Linked DNA regions of Homo sapiens: region 2 is linked to region 1. A link is a loop called in an ENCODE intact Hi-C map of the cell type or tissue named here. Cell type or tissue: PC-3. All regions are shown on one strand. Each heading gives the region's core, and the rest is flanking DNA. Links, peaks and the distances in the headings are about the cores only. Region 1 has its middle 250 kb from the start of C4orf33. Region 2 overlaps LINC02465 (long intergenic non-protein coding RNA 2465).

Region 1 (10,940 bases), core at 2,035-10,034:
TAGTAAAGGTTAGAGAGCAAGTCTGTGCTGTTGCCAAGATTAAAACCAGTTCTTCTGCTTCCCTTTGCAATACTTATTACTTAAACACACTTTAAAACTCATTAAAATGGCAAGGAAATGTGCTCATAGAATAATGTCAGTAACAAAAAATTAAAAAGGAAGGAAAATTTCACATTCAATACTATTTTTACTTGTGTAAAATACATATGTTTATAAAATTGAACTTACAGGCAGCCAATATTAGCAGCAGTAACATCTGGATTGTGGGATAAATGGTGACTGGGGTTTTTTTCTTCATGACATTCTGTATTTTCCAAATTCTATGTTATAAGCAATCACATTTTTGATGAGAAAAACAATTCAACGTGTAAAATTCATTAACAGTGCTTTATAGATCACAAAAGTGTGAAAGTATCTGTAGGTCAGAAATAAATTTAAGTGTTTCTGGACTAGATACGATAGTTGTTAATAAAATAAAAGAAAACATCTCTACTGTATTCTCTTTTGCTTGCAAACTTGCTCACACTATATACACCCTCCCTACTAATCAATAATACCATGGTCTCTACTAAATTAAGACCAAACTTCTGAGCCCAACATGTAGCCTAGGATATGACCACAATGAACTTGTCAGCTTGCTCTTTGACTAGATTCTTAACTACTCTATGCATGTTCTTTTCTTCAAAAATTATCTCATTTGTTGGGGAAAAGACAATCTTTTACACAAATGGTGCTGGGAAACCTGGATATACACATGCAAAAAAAAAAAATCAAGTTGTACCCTTACCTTACACGCTGTATAAAAGTTAACTCAAAATGGATCAAAGATCTAAATGTAAGAGCGAAAACTATAAGACTCTTAGAAGAAAACATAGAAGAAAAGCATAATGACATTGGACTTTGGCAATGATTTTTAAAATATGACACCCAAAACACAGGGAACAAAAGAAAAAATAAGTCAGATTACAGAAAATTAATTTTTTTTTGCACAAAGGACACTATTAACAAAGTAAAAAGGCATCCCACAGAGTGGGAGAAAATATTTGCAAATCATATGTCCAATAAAGGTTTAATGCCAGAAATATATAAAGAACTCTTATAACTTGACAACAGCAACAAAAAAAATTATTTTAATGGGCAAAATACTTGAATAGATGTTTTTCCAAATAAGATATATAATGCCCAATAGGCACATGAAAAGATGCTCAGGAATTTCATTAGGGAATTTCAAGCCAAAACCATGAGATATCACTTCACACCCATTAGGATAAGTGTCATTTACAAAATAAAACAAAAAACAAATGTTGGTGAGGATGTAAGGATAACTGGAACCCTCACACACTGCTAGTGGGAATGTAAAATAGTGCAGCTGCTATGCAAAAACAACATGGCAGTTCCTCAAAAGTTTATAAATAGAATTACTATACGATCGAGCAATTCCACTTCTGAGTATATATCCCAAAGAATTGGAAGCAGAGACTTGAACAGATATTTGCACATTCATGTTCATAGCAGCATTATTTGCAATAACCAAAAGTTGGAAGCAACCCAAGTGTGCATTGACAGATAAACAAATAAACTGTGAGATACATCTATCCATCTACATATTAATATATAATACTCCACTATATATCACATATATATGGAATACTGGTATATATATATATATATATATATATATATATATATATGAGCATTATTCATTCTTTACAAGGAAGGAAATTCTGACACACAGATGTGTCACTTCTACACAAAAAGCAAGTATTGTATGATATAACTTATACGAGGTATCTATTATGGAAGAGTCAAATTCATAGAGAAAGAAAGAAAAAATGGTGGATGTCAGTGGCTGGGAGGAAAGAAAATGAGGAGTTGTTATTTAGTAGATATAGAGTTTCGGTTTCAGATTTTAAAAGCTCTGGAGATGTATGATGACCATGGTTGTACAACAATGTGAATGCCCTAATGCCATTGAACAGTCCACTAAAAAATGGTCAAAATGATAAATGATAAATTTTATGTTACGTATATTTTACCAAAATTTAAAAAGAAATCTAATTTGTTTCTACTTTGAGTGTCTTTGCTCCTTTAGGTGAAAATGTCCCCAGCTTTGAAAATTGAACTTTGTATTCAAGACTTCCGATTAAATATTACCCCTTTTTTAATGAAGTCTCTCAATCAGATGCAACGTCATCCTCGTCTGAATCCTAATTACAGTCCTATAATTTAACCAAGTGCACTACAATGCCCATTTCATATATCATTTGATACTCGCAAAAAAATACTAATCTATTTAAATGTAAGAAATTTGGCTGGGAAAAGTTATGCAACCTGCCAAGGTCAAACCACTAGTGTGTGGCTGAGCTTCCAGTCTGTGATTTCCAGCTTTAGATGGAGCCACCCAAAAACTACTAGATCTAACTTTTCTGCACTAAATATACACCACTTTGAATTCATTGTTACTTATAAGCTCCTTTAGTATAATTCTACTAGGCTATAAATTCTTTGAGAACAAGGACCAAGTCCTAAACATTTTTGTAACACCAGCAATCCCAAGCATACGTTCAATCAATCATCATGGAATTGATGAAATAATAATTTGTGGGTGATTTACATAATAACAGAATGGACTCTACTAAGCAAACACACATCAATCATCTAGAATTGAAGGACATAAACACTATAAAAGATACTGTATTCCCGATATCAAACTATAATATTTATCTAGATTGATGAGATATCCAACCAGTTAATTCTTGTGAAACAATGTTGTTCAGAAGAACCAAAAGTGGCTTTAGCTGAGTAATACCCAATTTCTGCATTTGCTTTAACTCCTCTGCTATTTACGAACTGTGTTATTTTAAGCAGTCATCCTCAATGTTTTGATAAAGATTATTACCGCATCTTAGTTATTGGTTTCTGTAAAATATTTTATACTGTTTCCATTTAAGCTAAACAAACCAATACTTTGATATACTTTTTTTTTTTGAGATGGAGTTTCACTTTTGTTGCCCAGGCTGGAGTGCAATGGTGTGATCTCCGCTCACTGCAACCTCCATCTTCTGGGTTCAAGCGATTCTCCTGCCTCAGCCTCCTGAGTAGCTGGGATTACAGGCATGTGCCACCACACCAGGCTAAATATTTGCACCTCAATGATTTGCCCAGATGCTTGTCTAGGTCATGGTTCTAACCCAATATATTGTATAGCAGCTGATCTCTAAACTGGACTTAACTTTTTAACATTTATTTGAAGATTAACTGCAAATGTGTAATATTAGCAGCATGCTCTGCTCACTGATGTTATGCCAGAAGCCTATTAGGCATATAGACTTTATGTTCAATTATTTTACTAGTCCCCATATATTACCAGTCCTTATCATTAACTAGGTTCCCCTTTATTCTCTACTTTCGATAATTATATTCTAACTGACCTTATAGTTTTCTGAGAAGAACAGAGTAAAGATTGCAGAATGTACTACCAAAGACATGTTGTTTCAATGACAAGCCATGGTCATGTGCTGCGGTCATGGAACATGGCATTTCCACACACTCTCACAACGTCATGGCCACACCTGCAGCCTAAAAGAGGCAACCTTCCCCTTAGGAACAGGAGCTCTTTGAAGCCTGCCATGTTGATGAGGCACTGAGTATTTTTAGAAGACCTGTGGGGTTCATAGCTCGCTTCCGGGGGTATGTCTGTATGTAAGACTTTCACTGTCTTGTACATGACATAGTAATGCAGTGTGGATCAGAAATAGTGAGCAGTGTTTTAGAACAGGGAGGTTTTCCTCTGGCACTTCTCCTAAAGGTTTTTTTTTCTCTTAATTTGACACTCGACTCATCTAACTTTTCCATATTTTCTATGAAATAAGAGAAGGCAACCTCAGCATCTTGGCTGATGCCTCAAGGCACTGTAGAAACAAGAATGCGAGATGCCACTCTAATGAGCTTGTTCTCAAGCCATAGCCTCAGATGTATGTCTACCAGCAGGTGCACACTCAGCTTTTTGCACGTGTTTTGTAATCATTCTAAGGTAATTGCTCTCTGGGTCAGATTTAAGCTCATTCCTTCACACGAAGCCAAAGCAGGCACTGCACACTAAGGGAGGCTAATCTTGGCTTGGGAAATAACAAAGGCCTTTTCTGTTTTATAGCCAAAGAGACTGAAACTCAAGAAAGATGGGAGGAATGTACTTTAGGCAATTTGTAGCTATTTTGCTTGATTTTCTCTTGAAGCAATAAATAACTGTGCTCCCTGCTGCTGGTATTTTATCAAGCTCTGTTTGTTATAACAGTGTATTATGTTCCATACAAGACAGCATCATTGAGCTTTCTTTTCATGTTTCTCTACTACAGTTTAACTCTGTGAGGAGCAATACCCATGTACCACCAGGATGAAGAAATAGCAGAACCTGCTGCTAAATGCCACTGCCTGAAGGCAGAGTTCCCCTATTAGGAACGAATGAATGCCAAGTTGGCTTCTTTCATGTAAATTAATGTGGTGAAAAAAAAATAAGCAGGTGCCTCTGGATTAACAACAACTCCCTGTGGACAATGACCTTTGCCACTGAGAATACCAAAACAAGAGAAAGTTGTCTCCAACATAGTCTACCTGACCCCTGCCCGCAAGCCACCCACTATCTTCTAAACACAGAAGAACAGCAGTAGTAGAAGTGGATCTGTGAAAATGGTCCTATCGATTTGGTTTTTACTGAGGTGTGGTCTAGTTTGTTTCTCTGTAAAAGGCAGAGGAGTCACAGAATATTGCCCAATTGGTGTCATAATGACGTGAGTTGCAACTGACCAGAATCACTGTTCTTCAAATTATGAGACTTATGATATGGAATTTGCCTACCCACTCCCAAAGCCTGTACTCACCGTCGATAATAATGACAACTATAATTGTTACACATATTCAAAAGCATTTTTTATTTTCTTTTGTTTTATTTGGTCCTTAGAAAACAAACATAGATAAGTAGGTAATTATCATCCTCATTTGTTATCTCGACCACAAGGAAATCACTGATATATAAAACTCCTTTGGTACCTCAGCTTTCCTCTCTTTAATAGAGGGTTTTACAAAGCTTTAACTGTTCACTGGGCCTGTGTGAATCCACATCACTGAGAATAAATTGCACAACACTTTCAAATGCAGAAGGGCTGTGTCTGTGCTTCACATTCAGCTGCCTTCTCCTTTCCTCTTATGAATTACATTTAAATGAATTATGGCACAACAAGACCTGCCAAGCCTAAACCTAGGAGTGTGTGAATGAGAGCACCCCATAAGTAATAAGCGATCAGAGCCGCCAGCAGGGCGCATGGCACCCAGGGCCCTGCACTCCACACTGTCTTCCCAGTGCTGACAGGAAAATCTTGTGCCAGGAAGAATCCATCTCTTCGGAAGACAAGAAGATCCTAGAACTAGTAGTAGCAAGAGTCTACTGCAATGAGGAATGGGGGAGGCAGAGCACAGACATTCCTCTTTACTGTGTGCAGCCAGTAAATCTAGTTGTAAAGACAAGTAAACTTGAGTGGTGGGAGAAATGTTCTCCATCTGAAAGTCCCGGGGGCTCAGTAAATGTTTCCTTATTAATAATAGTTTAGAGACGAAGCCTTTTAACTTAGGAACTTTTAGGAGTCATTTAGGGCATAATATATTAAAGAATGCTACGACATTAAAAGTAATATAAATAAAGGAAATGTAGTCTGCGTAAAGATCATTTGGATAATTATTTCATCTCTTTGCATCCATAATTTTGAAATAAAATATAGTCTTTCCTCACTTCATCTGCAATAAATCATTTACAAAAAGTAAGTGGCTTCACAAATAAATGACTGTATCTATGACTACTCTCCCAAAATCAATAATACATTTATTGATAATTCTGCATTTAAAGGTTCATTTCACCTTAGTATTGACATTCTGTCTCCCCTGCCATTTCATTAGATTTAAAATTTTTCATTCTTGGTAATGAACTGTAAGAAAGTTATATGTTAGAAAGTGGCCCCATTTCAGAGCTGGGCAATGCAACTCAATATATCATTTTCTATTAATTACCACAGTCAGTAAAGTTTCTTGTTTGTGTGCTCAGCAAAATTAAAGTTAGGAGTTTTTGGCTTCATTTTGTAAGCCAAGATTCCCTGACTTGTCCTTAAATACACCACTTCGCTGCTCTATAAAATAGAGCAATATATTAAAAACACACTTCCTCTGAGCCTTCAGATGAGACTTGAGTTAGTTCAACACATTCTTTTGAGTACTACAAAGTGACATTTGGGTGGAGAACTACCAGCGATTCAGACCCAAAATGTAACACCTGCCTTTGAGAAGCTTACAAATGAATGAGACAGCAGATAAATAAACAGAAAATCTCAAGGTGAAGCAGGAAGCTCTAGTCTCTAGGTTTGTAAATGGGTAAATGCGGCATGGAAGACGGGTGTTAGCTCAGAGGGGTAATTTGCGGAATGCTGCATTGATGAGATGACATTTAAACAAAGTGTTAACTTTTTTAACATTAAGATTTCATGACGGAATGTAAAACATAAATGAACACGTCTAACTGCATCAACTCACTAAGCAATTTAATAAAATCATTCCTACAATAATGTAGCACGTGACCTTTTGTGAAACTCTATTTGGGAGCATAATTACGTGGATGAGCCAAAGTCCAATCGCAACACAAAGTCAATGCACAACCTCAGAGGAAATAACACAACCGGGGGAATACATAAGTTTTCATCTCCACCTTATATTAATGCTGTGATCCCATTAAAAAAAAAGTTACAATAATTTTAGACGCTAGCGTAGGCTGGATTAGAAAAGCGGAGTTTTACTGCCATCTCCTGGCAGTACTCGATGATGGCTGTCAGTAAAATGATACTGGATTCTACCTGCAGGCTCAGGCAAAATAGTACAGACAGAAGCGGAAATGCTTATCGTTAGCTGTTTTATTAGAAAGTATACATTTAAAACTCATTTCCGATGAAATGAATTTTCTGAAACTTTATTTCATCTTATTCTGATCGGATAAAAAACTTAATGCTTTTTTTTTTTAGTAAGTTTTAAACTGGTAACCCCAGAACTGAAGAAATTCTTTATTCACATCTCTTGAATTTGTTATATATACCTTGTTATTTCCAACACAATTGAATAAGATACACTTTAGGGAAAAGACTGTATTTTCCATCAGATTTTCAATTAGCTGAAACAAGATATTGTTTGCACTTGAATGAAGTAGGCTACAATATATTTCATATGTTGTCAAACGAAATATTTAAATGTCTTCTCTTTGTCTTGGTTTGAGAGCAGATTTTATGGCACCAAGTCCATGCACCAAATTTGTGCTTCTCCAACTCTCCCTGAGGCCTTTCCTTAACTACAAAACCATTTACGGCAAAAAAAAAAAAATTAACGAAACCAATCGTTCCATTACTTGCTAGCTTTCATTATATACTGAAACATCTATTCAGCATTTGTATCTGCTAATGCAACAGAAACTCATCTGCTCAATGAGATTTATCACTTTTTTTTTACATGTTCACAAGATATTGCTGTACATTTTGCAATGGGTCTTTATTACCTAGTAATGATGCCTTGCAAATTAAATTAGTTTTTAATGGCATAGTTAAATTCTAATTTATGTTTCGGAGCTTTGTTTAATTCATTTAGTTATAATGTAATCGTTTTCTTGCTATTTTCTTACATTGCATAGAAAGAACAAAAGAATAGGGGTTCATCTCATCACATTCAGTTGTCTTGGCTTTATTAAATCTTGTCAATAATTGCATTTCCCCCAAGAAAGTTTCAAAACAGTTGCAGTCCAATTCTTCGGGGAGAAAAAAAAAGAAAAGAAAAAACCTCTCTGGCTCTCTGGTTGCTCAGCAGTCTGTATAAGGAAGTTGAATCAAACTATTACTGTAACTCCAAGGGTTGGTTAGATATTGCCCTTCCTCATGCTCATTATAACCCTACCGTGCCATGTAATGTATTGGGCAATTATTCTTTTGCAATAAATTCCTTTCCTGTGAGCTCTTTCTTTCCTGAACATTCAGGAAAACTGAAACCAAAAGTGATCATTAGCAGCACAGAAAGTAATCTTTTATAATGTCTACTTGCATTTTCTTCCCTCTCAATCGACAGGTCTTTCACAGACCTGACTGCAATAACCTTTTATAATGCCTTTTCACTAGGGTCCACGCTGCAGGAGCAAAAAAGACCTTAGCAAGTTTCACGGTTTTAAGCCAGAAACTGAGTTATGGAGTTGCATGGGAATAATTAATATCATTTAAAATTTATTGAGCCGGTTTGACCCTACCTTGGTGTTGGTAGTTTTTTCAGGAGAACTAAAGCACACAGGGGGCATTTTAATGAGGACTATTTGCAACACAGGCTGTTTAAGTTTCCATCCAAACAAGGACAGTTTTCAGGCCCATTCTTCCTTTTCTTCCAATGAGAAGAGAAATTTCATATTCTGGAGAATTCTCCCATTCCAATTTTAATGTGTGCATATCTTCCTGAATGTCGTTTCTCCCGACTTCTGGGTACAACATGCAGATGACCCAGGTGAGAAAGTCACAGTTCGTGGTTTTCTCCTGGTTGCATGGATTCCACTCCTCACCCTGACCACCATCTTTTAAACTCCTGATCTTGATGACCAAAAAGATCAGTAAACCATTTTCTTCTTCTGGAAAAGCAATTTGCCACACCAGTCCTACCAGCTAGGAAGCAGGAGTGACAACTTCAAAATGAAAGCAACATTAAAAGGAATAACTTTTCATATTTCTTACAAGGATAAAACAAGAATATGTGATGTTTGGGTGAGAAGGAGATTGACTGTTCAGCACATACCTTTATTACTCTTTTAAGTTTTTCTCTGTGCATGCTCGACTTTTTCAAAAGCTTGCTAAAATATAACAAGGTGATATAAGCATGTGATACTACTCCTGATTTTAATTCTATTTAATATTATACCTGTTAAACGATGAGAAAAAGATAAACTAGGACACCAAGATTCCTTTTACATGAAATAATATTTCTGTAAGAAACTAATGAAGAATAAAAGCCGCCTTAATATTAATCCCCTATTTCTCTGAACTTTCTTGTCTTAAAATTTACTGTTGACAAAGACTAGCACAATATCCACAGTGTGGATCCAAGATTATAAATTGATCCTTAAGATTCACTTATGAAGGAGACACATCTGCACTGAAGTGAGCTTAGAAATAAAAGAGCATTTGTAGAAAAAGTAATTTGCTTCGAAGCTCAGCCCTGCTCTCAGCCACTCATACACTCCTGTCCATTGCCTAGGAGCAATGTGCTGAGAGTTGAATTTGGCTCACAGTCAATAGCCTCTTTCTTTAGCCTCCCAGGTGTTACATAACACACCTTGCTTTCTGCCTAATTCTCCCCTGAAGTTATCCTCTTCTTTTCCTAATATTGTAGTTCACACTGATGGAGATATTGTTAGAATCTCAGAGGAGGAATGAAAGCTTTTAGGACATGGTTCAAATAAAAATGTTGTTGATTGTGAAGGCAATTTTCTTTAAATATAGAATTTTCTTATTTGTTTATTTCCACTCAAAGTAACTGTGACCTGTAAAATAGAAGCATTCATGAATTAGTTGACTTATGAGTAATCCTTATCCCCACATCCAAACAACGGGGGGTCTCTAAGCTCTTGCCAGTAACACAGCAGCCATTGGAGAACCCAGAACTCTATAGATTTCTGCCCTTCTGCAGCTTCCCAGTTGCTCACTGTTATGGGTTGAATTGTGTTTCCCAAAAAGATATGTCGAAGTCCTAACCCTCAGTATTTGAGAATGTCACCATATTTGGAAATAGGGTCATTGCAGATATAATTTGTTAAGATTAGATGATACTGTAGTAAGAGAGGTCCTTAACCCAGTATGGCTAACATCCTTCTAAGATGCAGCACATGGGGGAAAAGGTCAAGTGATGACAGAGGTAGAAGGTGAGTGATGAAGCTGCCAGCCAAGGAATGCCAAGGATTGATGGCCACCACCAGAAGGCAGGAAGAGGCAAGGTAGGATTCTACCCAGAACCTCAGAGGGAGCCCACATGGCCCTGCTGACACTTTGATTTTGAACATCTAGTTTCCAGAACCATGAGAAAATACATTTCTGTTGTGTTAAGCCCTCACAGTTTGTGCTATTTGGTATGGCAGCCCTAGGAAACTAATAAACCTGCCCACCTACTAGCCTCGCCATGTCCCCAAATCAACCCTAGTAACAACCACTTCCACTTCCCAGGGGTCTATGGGGCTCAGAAGTAATTATGAGGGTTATGGATCCAGGCAATGTATTTTATTCATATTTCAGGTACACTGGATTCCAAAGACTTTCATGACAAGCCCACCATCAAATTATAACACTCTTAATGAGGACATGGTTTTAAATTCCAAATACTTTTCATAAAATGAATTTTTAGAACATAATCTGTTTAAGTAAGATTTACCTATTCAGAGAAGTTGTATTGTTTTTAATACACCTTAAGTTTTGCCATGAAATATTATGCAGCCGTAAAAAAGAATGAGATCATGTTCTTTGCAGGGACATGAATGGAGGGCTAGAGGCCATTATCCTTATCAAACTAAGACAAGAATAGAAAACCAGATACCACATGTTCTCACTTATAAATGGGAGCTGGATGATGAGAACACATGGACACATGGACACACAGAGGGGAGCAACACACATTGGGGCCTTTCAGAGAGTGGAAGGTGGGAGGAGGGAGAAGATTGAGAAAAACAACTAATGGGAACTAGGCTTAATACCTGGATGATGAAATAATCTGTACAACAAACCCCCATGATGCAAGTTGACCTAGGTAACAAACCTGTACTTGTATCCCTGCACTTAAAATAAAAGTTTAAAAAAAAGTTTTGCCATGAAATTGAGGTGTCTAGGAGTACTTTATTTTTA
Region 2 (10,940 bases), core at 1,032-9,031, 580 kb before region 1:
ACAAGCTAAAAAGCTTAAATGAATTTCTGAGAAATGCAATATATATTTACCTGAACATGATTAGAAACCAAGATATTATTTTGACATATATGTGTACTTAAAGCTAATTTAAGCATATCTTCCAAAGAGTAAAATCATAAGAAAAAAAGTATTTATTCAAATAGGAAAGCCAGAAATTGAGGGTCATAACTTAACTGTCCTAGATGTCATCAAAAAAGCTGTCAGAAAACTCTACTCATCTAAGATAAAATATTTTCTTCAGTAAATGTTTTAGTTGTGTAGCCACATTTTTTTAGATTCAGGGTTTTTATACTGTAAAACAATTGTTGTATATTAAAAATATTCTTGGAATTATTTTTGCATATCTGAGATAGTGTAGTCCTGACTGAAGGAAGAAATCAACTAAAAGTTTCTTAGCATGCTTTCAACTCTGGAGGATTACAATTCCATTTAGCCTTCAGATATTTCCTCCTCAGTATGACATAAAAGCTACATCTAAAAATCTAAGTAAGTAAATCAGAATAAATATATTGAGAAGTCAAGAAGCTTTTATTTTCAATGGTATAACCTAACAGTCTTTTATCTAGCGTCTGAATAGTACCTGGCATAATACTTAGAATAGTATAGACATCAATGAAGTCTGATTGCATGCAGAAAATATACTTGGTCTCAATCAGAGTTTAAATGTCAATCTCCAAAATGTAATGAGTTTCACAATCGATTCATCATGGAATTGTCCAGAAACAATAAGTGTATAGAAAATTTGCTGTATACTGTCCCTCAAACAAGGGAGTTAATATATGTTTCATGCAAGTTGATTCTTTTCCTTTAACTTCAGAGATTTTTTGTAAGCTAACATCTCTTCTGAAGACAGATTGATAATAACTTATGACTTTGAGGTCTTAGGCCAGTCTATGATATTATTGCCAGTTCAGAGAAAATTGTCTTTTGAATGACGTGCAATCTAACCTTCAACACTAATCATTTAGTAGGCCTAGCTAGTGTGGAGTTCAGATATTAAGAATACCCAGATTATAGATGCTATTCTTTTAACTCCCTCTTCTTGAAAAACCAAATCTATGCTTTAAGATTCATATCGAAACTCTATTAAAAAAATGAAGGGCGAGTCAATGAACTTTCATGTTTCTGTATAGAATTTATACCCCAAATACAGCAAGAATAAAACTTAGAAAAATATTATGAATGTTTTATGGTCATTCAAAATCTATTTAATATAGTAAAAAATTGCCTATGTTTTTACAAGGTGGAAATATTGTCATTTATACAGCAAAAATATATTTTTGTGTTTTAGTCAGTGTTTAAGAAAATCTTGCAAAATTGAAGATGTATAACCTTCCATCTAGACACTTGATTTAAAAATAATATTAAAGTATCACTTCACAGAACAAGTTTTCTCACTTGCATACGCATGTGATGATGGCAGATGGAGAAATGTCTAATGAAACTACTGATTAAAGACCAACTTCAAGGATATTTGAAAGAAAGATACTTTAAAATATATAGATCTTAATTATTTTAATGTCTACTTCCAAAAGAAATCCAAAAGTCTCTGTCTTCTCATGTTTTCCTTGAAGAGAAAGTTCTATTTTAATAGGAAATATGCATAAATCCTTTTTAATGGTTAGTATAATTTTCTTCACAAATGGAATGATAGAATTCTGACTAGTATTATATTTGCTTTACATTTCTTTTTAACACCCGTTTAACCACAAATATCGGCAAACAAAGCTATTCAGATTAACTAAAACATTTCATCTACAACTTCAAATATTTTTTAGGTGAAAATTCATCTAAAGGGTTTGCTTCCTTATTTTAAAAAGTATTAACATTTCCCTGTTAGCTTATTTCTTTATATCTTGCTTGATTGCTTTATTTTCAAGAAAGTGTCATACTACAAAGAGTACAATTACCTTCAATAAAGAATAAAACATCATGAGGATAAATTGCAACTGTATCAATAGGAATTGGTAACTAGTATAGAAATATGATTCTTGCCCAGGGGAATAGTTAAAGTTGAATTGAGTTGATAGGAAGAAAATCCAAAGCAAGAAAAGCAAATCTGAATTCTCGTTAAATATTTTTTGGAAATAGAATTGAAAACAAAATTTTATCCCAGTTCAGAAATCCTCTGCAGAAAGGTAGTAGAGAAAGAAAACCTTTTTTATCGTTGTATATGTAAACATTACACTAGACTGTAATGAGCATCACAGGCAATCTGCTAGGAGATTATAAAAACAGAAATCTCACTCTTTATTAATAGATAGCCAAGAAGATACAACCCATTACCTATATGTTTTCAAGATACACAATAACTAGCTCTCAAATAAGAGGACTTGAAAACATCATTTGTCATACATAACCCACCTTAACTTTACGTGGTAATTAAAATGTCTGCCTGTGTTAGCTAAATAGTTTTACCTGAAAACGTACATACATACACACACACACACACACACACACACACACACACACACACACACACACCATTTTCTTATGACAGTAGGTAGTTTTGCAACTTGGGGCAAGGTGATCTCCATGAAAGCTAGGTTCCTATCCATCCGCAGAAACTGGCAGATAGGGGTGCTATCTTCCTGGATGGTTGTATATTAAAGAAATTGCTCCCAGGCTCTTGAGAAAGACATTATTGGGTCATGAAAGGCCAACAAAGGCCTATGTAGTCTTCAAAAGGATTTATATGCATTTCAAAGAGTTGAGAAAATACACATTTTTTTTCAAGCTAAAATGCTCTGAAAAAACAAAGAAGAGATAAAAATCTTTCATTTCTAACAGGAAAAAATCAAACCTCTTATTTTTAGTATGCATTTGTCCTAACAATACAAACTACTAAGATTTATTGAAAATAAATCATTAAAAGAGAAGTACTGATTTTTTAAGAATTATTAAAATCAAACTTAAAAAGCAAGTTTACTATGTCCCTTAATTCTTAAATATAAGCAAATTTGAAATTATATTCATTATTTCCACAAGAGATGCTGTAACCGCCCAAGGGGTTCACCTTGCCTGCTGCCTAGAAAAAGCCGATTCATCAAGACAGGAGAAAGGCAATGGCGAAAGAGTAATTCACGCAGAGCCAGCTATGCCGGAGACCGGAGTTTTATTATTACTCAAATCAGTCTCCTGGAGCATTTGGGGACCAGAGTTTTTAAGGATAATTCGGCGGGTGTGGGCTCCGAAAGTGGGGAGTGCTGACTGGTGGGGTTGAAGATGAAATCATAGGGGGTCGAAGTGAGTTCTTGCTGAGTTCTGGGTGGGATCGCAGAACTGGTTGAGCCAGATTATCAGTCTGAGTGGTGTCATCTGCTGCATCGGAATGCAGGGTCTGCAAAATATCTCAAGCACTGATCTTAGGTTTTGCAATAGTGATGTTACTCCTAGGAGGAATTTGGGGAGTTCTAGACTCTTGCAGCCAGGGGCTGCATGGCCCCCAACCCGTGAGATATCCAGTCTTTTAGCTAACTTGTTAGTCCTACAAAGGCAGACTGCTCCCCAGGCAAGATGGGATTTTTCGGGAAAGAGCTATTATCCGTTTTGTTTCAGAGTTTAAACTATAAACGAAATTCCTTCCCTAGACCAGTTTGGCCTACACCCAGGAATGAACAGAAAGTTTAGAGGTTAAAAGGAAGATGGGGTCGGTTAGGTCTGATCTCTTTCACTGACATAATTTCCTCAGTTATAATTTTGCAAATGTGGTTTCAATGCTATTCTTAATTTAAACACTGTCAAAGTTATTCTGTTACGGATCCAAGGATCCTTTGCAGTTTATGAATTTTCCTTTACCATATTCAAGACTTAAGCTAAGGAATTATGGGGGGAAAAAGAAGCCACCCTTGTAATTATTGATTTCTGAGATTTGAACTGATGAGTAGTTCATTTGGGGAGAAATCTAATCAAGTCTTAGAGATTCTGAACTGAATAGGATCCCCAGGATTTATCTTTTTTTTAGGTACCTTACTGATCAAAGTGAGGTGAGGCCTTTGGTTGCTAAGGAAAACTGAAGAAATATTAGATATCTATGAGTTAATTTCATTCTTCTTACAGATAAAATGGCAACCCAGATTATTTAATGGACTTTTTGTAGATGAAACTATGACTAGTACCTACATTTCTTAACTGAATAATGTTTCCTCATTATACCACATTGCCCCTTCATAGACTCTCATTCCTGATAATACACTCATCCCCATTATCAAGTGATAGGGTCTAAGGCCCCCTAGTGGATGCCTGAAACCCCCTGTAGTACCGAATCCTGTATATACTATGTTTTTTCCTATACACACAAACCTATAATGAAATTTAATTTATAAATTAGGCACAATAAGTGATTAACCATAATAATAAAATAGAACAATTATAGCAATATAGTAAAATAAAAGTTATGTGATATGGTCTCTCCCTCTGTCAAAATAATGTGCTGTACTTAGACTCTTCTTCTTCCTGAATCTGTGTAGGCTTTCCCTACTTCCAATAACTAGGTTGGTGTCACTCATTTCAGGGAATTCTTTGCTGATGTCTGTGTACATTCAGTGCTTTCTGGAAGAACACCTTGCCACCAATTGGAACACGTTGTCTGTTCATGTCTTCTCCCCACAAATTTAATGCCCATTCCATCTTTAATCACTTATCATGCACTTTTGTTTAACATTTGCAGTTTGAAGTGTGACAGCAAAACTAGCAAAAATTTTTTTATTCTTCTTCACAATTTTATAGATAGAAGATTCTTACCAAGGTTCTTAGCAACCTCTGCACAGGATTTTTTTTTTTTTTCTTTCTTTCTTTCTTTATTAAGTCAAGAAGTTTTGGACAGGCGTGGTGGCTCATGCCTGTAATCCCAGCACTTTGGGAGGCTCAGGCGGGCAGATCACCTGTGGTCGGGAGGGCAAGACCAGCCTGGTCAACATGATGAAACCCCATCTCTATAAAAAACAAAAATGCAAAAATTAGCCGGGCGTGGTGTTCCACATCTGTAATCCCAGCTACTTGGGAGGCTAGGCATAAGAATCGCTTGGACCTGGGAGGCAGAAGTTGCAGTGAGTCAAAATCACACCACTGCACTCCAGCCTGGGCAACAGAGCAAGACTCCATCTCAAAAAAAAAAAAAAAAAAAGAGAAAAAAAAGAAAAAAATTCAGCTTTTTACCTAAAGGAAGCACTTTAAATATTCTCTTCAGCACTCCAAATTGCCAGCATCATCACTCTTGCACTTTGGGGCCATTATTAAGTACAATATAGGTTACTTGACACCAACACTGCAATACCACCACAGTAGACCTAATCATCAAAAGGGCTACTAAGTGGCAAATGAGTTGGGAGCATGCACATGTGGCTACACTGGACAAAGTGTTGATTCGTATCCTGGGCAAGACAGAGTGGGACAGCACGAGATTTCATCACACTACTCAGAAAGGTGTGCAAAGTAAAATGTATGAATTCCTTATTTCTGGAAATTTTCATTTAATATTTTTAGACTGTAGCTGACCATGAGTAACTGAAGCAGTCGGAAGCAAAACCACACATAAGGCGGAATTACTGTGTATCTCTTAACTCCTCGCATAACCCAAAATGGAATCACAAGTTTAAGGTTCAATACATTGAAATAATTCTGTAGAACTGAATAATATCTTAGTATATTCTGTGAGAATTTATTCAAGAGTTTTAACATATTTTTTCATTCTCAGAATTTTCCCATTAGTTAAAATTCTTAGAATTTCTCTCCAGAATTTATTATTCCTTTTTAGTTTTTATACTGTGCAATGAGTTCAGAAGCCATGGCCTTTGAAGTATATGAAGACTGCCTAGGATGCTTTAAATTTTAAGGCATATTTAATATTATATGTTATTATATATGCATGTGTATTTACATAACACATCACTAGAAACATCAAAGGTTATTTATTTGGAGAAGGGTGGAAGGATAAAAGAAAGAGTGAAAACATACCAAAATAACTTTTCTCAATGCAACAGCATTCCTCTGGGTCTGTATTAATAGTGCAGCACCACTGGGCCATAGCTGGCTGCAGTGCTTAAGTGAGGGTATGATGTGGATTTGCTAAAAGTACTTCAGTTTGAAATGGAGGTTCTGCAATTCCTAGTTATTGATGGTATAGTTTGTAACATTATTTTTATTCAACCCTGACCAATGGAAAATTAAAACAACTTTGATCACTTTGGAAATTCTAGGCTTGGCTTTTCATTTGTAACTATCAATTATTTAAAGAATAGTTTAAAAGGGCTCTTGGAGCTCTTTTTTTGGGGAAAATTACAGTAATTTAGGTAGCAAATGTGAATGATCTCAAGTTTGTAGTTCCATATGGAATAAAAATGCCTTATAAAACAGTCACATTGCCATCTACTGACAGCTTTTTATAAAAGAACCAACTTTTTCTTGTTAGCCCAGCTGTCTGACTATGCACTTAAATGATCTATTACTTGACATGTGGCAGTATAAAAAAGGGGAAGCATAGTTATCCTTTACTCAATACATCTACTTGAAATAATCTCACCATTCACAGCAACCATTTCAAGCTATTCAATGTTTCACTTTTATATACTGCAATTAGATACATTTATTAATGGCATTATTGCATAGTATTTCATAGCTGGTAAAACTGTTTTTGGGAAAGTGACTACAGAGGGTATGTTAATAAATCGGCCCTGCATGTACAGTACATAGGGACTTGCTAATAGGATTTTCATAATAACAGCATTTATCTCACAGCACATTTTATAATACCAATCACTATGTAACAGCAGTGTTGTTATTACATTATGCGAAAAATAGGATGTGTGTTAAGGACATGCATTATAACCTGAAACACAAAAGAACAATGGTACTTGAAGTACTTGTGGATCAAACCATTTTCATTCACATCTTTTTTTTTTGGAAATTTTTTTGCTTCTGCTAGAGTTGATATAAGAAACACATCTAGTGCTGTTATAAAAAGATCAAAAATTTACATCAGTACTCCCAATGAACTAGTAGCTCTAGAGGGTAGCATCCTGATAAACAGTAACTATCATCCTATGGATGGTAATAACCAAGTCTTCCCATAGGTAGTAGTAATCGTCTCGCATACCAAATGCATTTCACTTCCCAATTTAATTCTGTAGAAGTATGTTATTAATTTATCTTTCTTCCATTTTCTAAGATGTGGAGCTTACAATTAAAATTTAACTTTAAAGTACAGTATTATCTTTCTACAAAAGTCTTGAGTACTTATATCAGTTTTTCAGATAACCACATGCTGTGCATGTTTTACAAATTGAAAAAAAAAAGAAAAAAAGAACATACACACATTTTGGCCATTCATAATAATAGCTGGCAAAATAATTAATACACAAAAGCTGAGCTATGACCCTTTTGTAACAATAACTATGTAACTCAGTTGCTCATAGTCTTCGCAAACAGCAGACTTTTTTTAACCTAAAATTGCTTAGAATAGCTTAAATATATTTAAAATTGATTCAGGAGATATATAGTTAGCTTATTGTTTTACTTGTTTTTACTTGAAATAAATCAATGAATGGAGAACATACATTACAGCAGAATTGAAAGCCATCCACTATTAAAGTAGGGCACACCATCATGTATTTTGTCATAACTGGCTCTACCTGGATTTATTATGAAATAGAGTGAGTTAAAGGTTTCCTTGACTGAGGATCCAAGAAAGCAGAACATTCTGCTCTGAGAACTCCAGCTGAGTTTGAATAAGAAATCATTCAAGAATAGATGAAAGGCCTAGATTTTGCTGCCTTTCAACTAGTTCTAAATTAATGTTAAAGATTTTTGCTACATTTCCTGACCTTGCAAAATAGAGTATTTTCAAATGATAATGTGGTTATAGCCACTATTCAAAAAATCAAGATAGAAAGATATTTAGGTCTTCCTTTCCCCCCATGCAATTCACTTAAAATAATGCAAAGAAATATGTGTAGATTGTAGAACAACTCCATTAAAAGAACTATGATTTCGTTTCATAGAAACTGTATAATGAATTTTTGTGCTTAAACTGTATTTTTTTACTTTATACTGTTTATTTCATAGTAAAACTAGTATAATTGGAATAAAAAGTATTATTTTAAATTTAACATGACAGTTAACCATAGAAGTAAAAATACAAAGCAAATCAAAACAACTGGAAATACAGAAAATTTTGCGGTGACAGAGAGAAGTTTGAACTGGTAAGAGTGAGGGGGTGGCTTTGATTGGGCAGAAGTCAGCCCATAAAAAATAGAAAGGATCTATGGGAGCTCTGCTTCTGTTTCTCTCCTGAAACTACATTAAAACAAAAGGTTCCTGTCCTCACCTATGACTATTCAGAGCTCTGATACAAGTATCTTCAAGAACAAAATCGGAACAACACAGAAATCCTGTGCTTATGGGGGAGCTGACAAAATGGGGAATAAATTTGGAAAGCTACTTTCCTATACCTTCTCCTTCAAACTCCCTGATTGGTGGATTCGTATCTATTGCAGAGATCCTCGATTCTAAAGCTAATTCTTCTTGGGAGTCAAAGCGTGAAACCATTTACCTAAGGATTTGTTTAATGGGGTCAGCCATTATTAATGGCTTATTGATAATTGGGGTTTTCCCCTCTGGGGCTCATCCATCCACATTTCCCCCAAAATTCCTTTAGCGTATTGGAGTTGACACTTGATTTCTGACTTTCCTCCATAAGCATTGACAGAGTCGCTTTTATTCCTAAGGGAAAATAAACTCCTAGATATAAATAACAAGACACTTGAGAAAGACGCTACTGGTTTTGTCAGAAGTAGAGTTATTAAAACATATTTATCAAGATTTAAAACTGGTCAAATAATAAACTAAAAAAGAAATGGAAAGATAATATAAAAATGCAGCAAGAGTAGGAAAAAATACTAAATAAAGAGAATATATCATATACAATAGATAAATAAAATAGGTAGAATTAAGTTATATGGTTAGAGATGAGAAATGTATTAGTAAATGGGAAGATCAGCTCAAGAAAACTTCTCAGAAAAAGAAATAATTTTAAAAATGTAAAAGATTAAAAGATAAGCTAAGAGATAGGGATATTAGAAACCAAAGTGCTAATATTTAGATAACATATTTATTTCAAAAACATAAGAAATAAAAATGAAGAGTAATAAATACTCAAAGTAATAATGAATATACATTTTCCAGATTATTTGATGTCCCAGTTTGAAAGGGCCCTGAAAGTTCTAAAGAGAAATGATAAAGAAAAACCCATACTTACATTTTGTAGGGGAATTATAGAATATCAGAAAGTGAAGAAGGCTTAAATAGAAAGATTGCAGGATAAGCAAGCCTCAGAGCGTGAATGACATCAGAACCACAAACAAGGTGCCAAGAGTTAGGGCTGAAAATTGTGTAAAGAAAAATTATGAAAAACAAAAAAAATAAGGTCAAGAGAGTACGGAAACATTGTTTATTAAGCTCACTCAAAGATTATTTAATCATGTAGGGGAATGCATTTCTGTTTGAATTTTACCATTAATTAAAGAGTTCAGACTTTCAAAGTTATACATTAACTTCTTATTGTTTGATAAAGATGTAAGGAATATTCATTTTAAAAAGATTATCTCCAACATATAGTTTTTACTGTTCTGTCAGACCTTAACCAATTCTATATTTAAACTTTAAAATCCCTGTAAATTCTGAGTTCCTCAAAATACTTTCGGAAACAACTTTACCCTGTTCCATGCTGAAATAAAACCAGACATGATTTTTGCTTAGTAATTTCACATCAGTTACGGTTACATATTTTACCATTTCCATTGTATTCTCAGTATTAAAGCAGTTTTTAGAAGTGGCAATAGTGTAATTTTTGAATATCCATTTAATTACACATATATGCATTCAATCATTAATGAGTTAATAAATCTTTGAGAAACATCCATTTTATATTTGTATTTTGGTTTTGTATTTGTACAAAACATCCATTTTGTATTTGTATTTCTAACTTGTGAAAATTATGCTTTGACACCTGGAATCTGGAAGTAATATTTTGTAAGAAAAGATATTTACAGAGACCAGGCACAGTGGCTCACGCCTGTAATCCCAGCACTTTGGGAGGCCGAGGCAGGTGGATCACAAGGTCAGGAGATCGAGACCATCCTGGCCAACACGGTGAAACCCTGTCTCTACCAAAAAATTACAAAACTTAGCCGTGCGTGGTGGCGCATTCCTGTAGTCCCAGCTACTCAGGAGGCTGAGGCAAGGGAATCACTTGAACATGGGAGGAGGAGGTTGCATTGAGCCAAGATTGTACCACTGCACTCCAGTCTGGTGACAGAGTGAGACTCCGTATCAAAAAAAAAAAAAAAAAAAAACTAGAAAAGACATTTACAGAATCTTTTGTATGTCCACATCTTCCATAGCCCAGAATATTTTTCTTGAAAACAAGATCTATGGGATGATATTTGTACCCTCTACATGAATTTGTAGAGATTAAATAAAATAATACATATAGAGCACTTACCACAATACATGGCTGAATAAGCACACAATAAATATCAGTTCTTGTAACTTTCACTCTTAAAAATAACCAAAAGAAATATGTAACTTAGCCTAAAAACCATTTATGTAACAACATAGACTTGGAAAAATTCAGACACTTGTAGCCAGAAAGAAAGCACATGGTTTTAAAAACCTCTGTGGCATATTTATGTTTTTTTTCTGCACCTATGTATACTTTGATATCTAATAAAAATAATATTGAGTGTGAATTGTTTATTTATAGTTGAACACTTTGAAATTATCCAGTTAAATATCTGTCAGGCACCAAAAGGAACGTGATATCTGTTGTCTTCTTTATTTTCTATTGACGTTTAAAGGTATTAAGTAATTTCTCTGGCTGTTCCAGAAGAGTTCTCATTCCTTTGGTTTGCAAATTAGAAAGT

Evidence for each region. Peaks named below come from ENCODE experiments on the same cell type or tissue, not always from the same donor. Only the 100,000 strongest peaks of a DNase experiment are listed, where the experiment ranks them.
Region 2: it touches region 1 in a loop (4-fold over the local background); 2 of 110 quality-filtered maps call a loop at or near these places.

Annotation. Positions count from the first base shown.
Region 1 is chr4:129,340,067-129,351,006 of GRCh38, reverse strand. No RefSeq gene overlaps it. Among named protein-coding and RNA genes, the nearest start is that of C4orf33, 250 kb to the right of the region's middle. In PC-3, for the core only: a CTCF peak has its summit at 6,839 (motif pointing left); no DNase peak of the experiment used is centred there; H3K4me3 peaks cover 1,003 bases.
Region 2 is chr4:129,922,583-129,933,522 of GRCh38, reverse strand. The region is part of intron 13 of LINC02465 (long intergenic non-protein coding RNA 2465); the gene reads right to left. Among named protein-coding and RNA genes, the nearest start is that of LINC02465, 160 kb to the right of the region's middle. In PC-3, for the core only: CTCF peaks have their summits at 4,271 (motif pointing left) and 6,387 (motif pointing left); no DNase peak of the experiment used is centred there.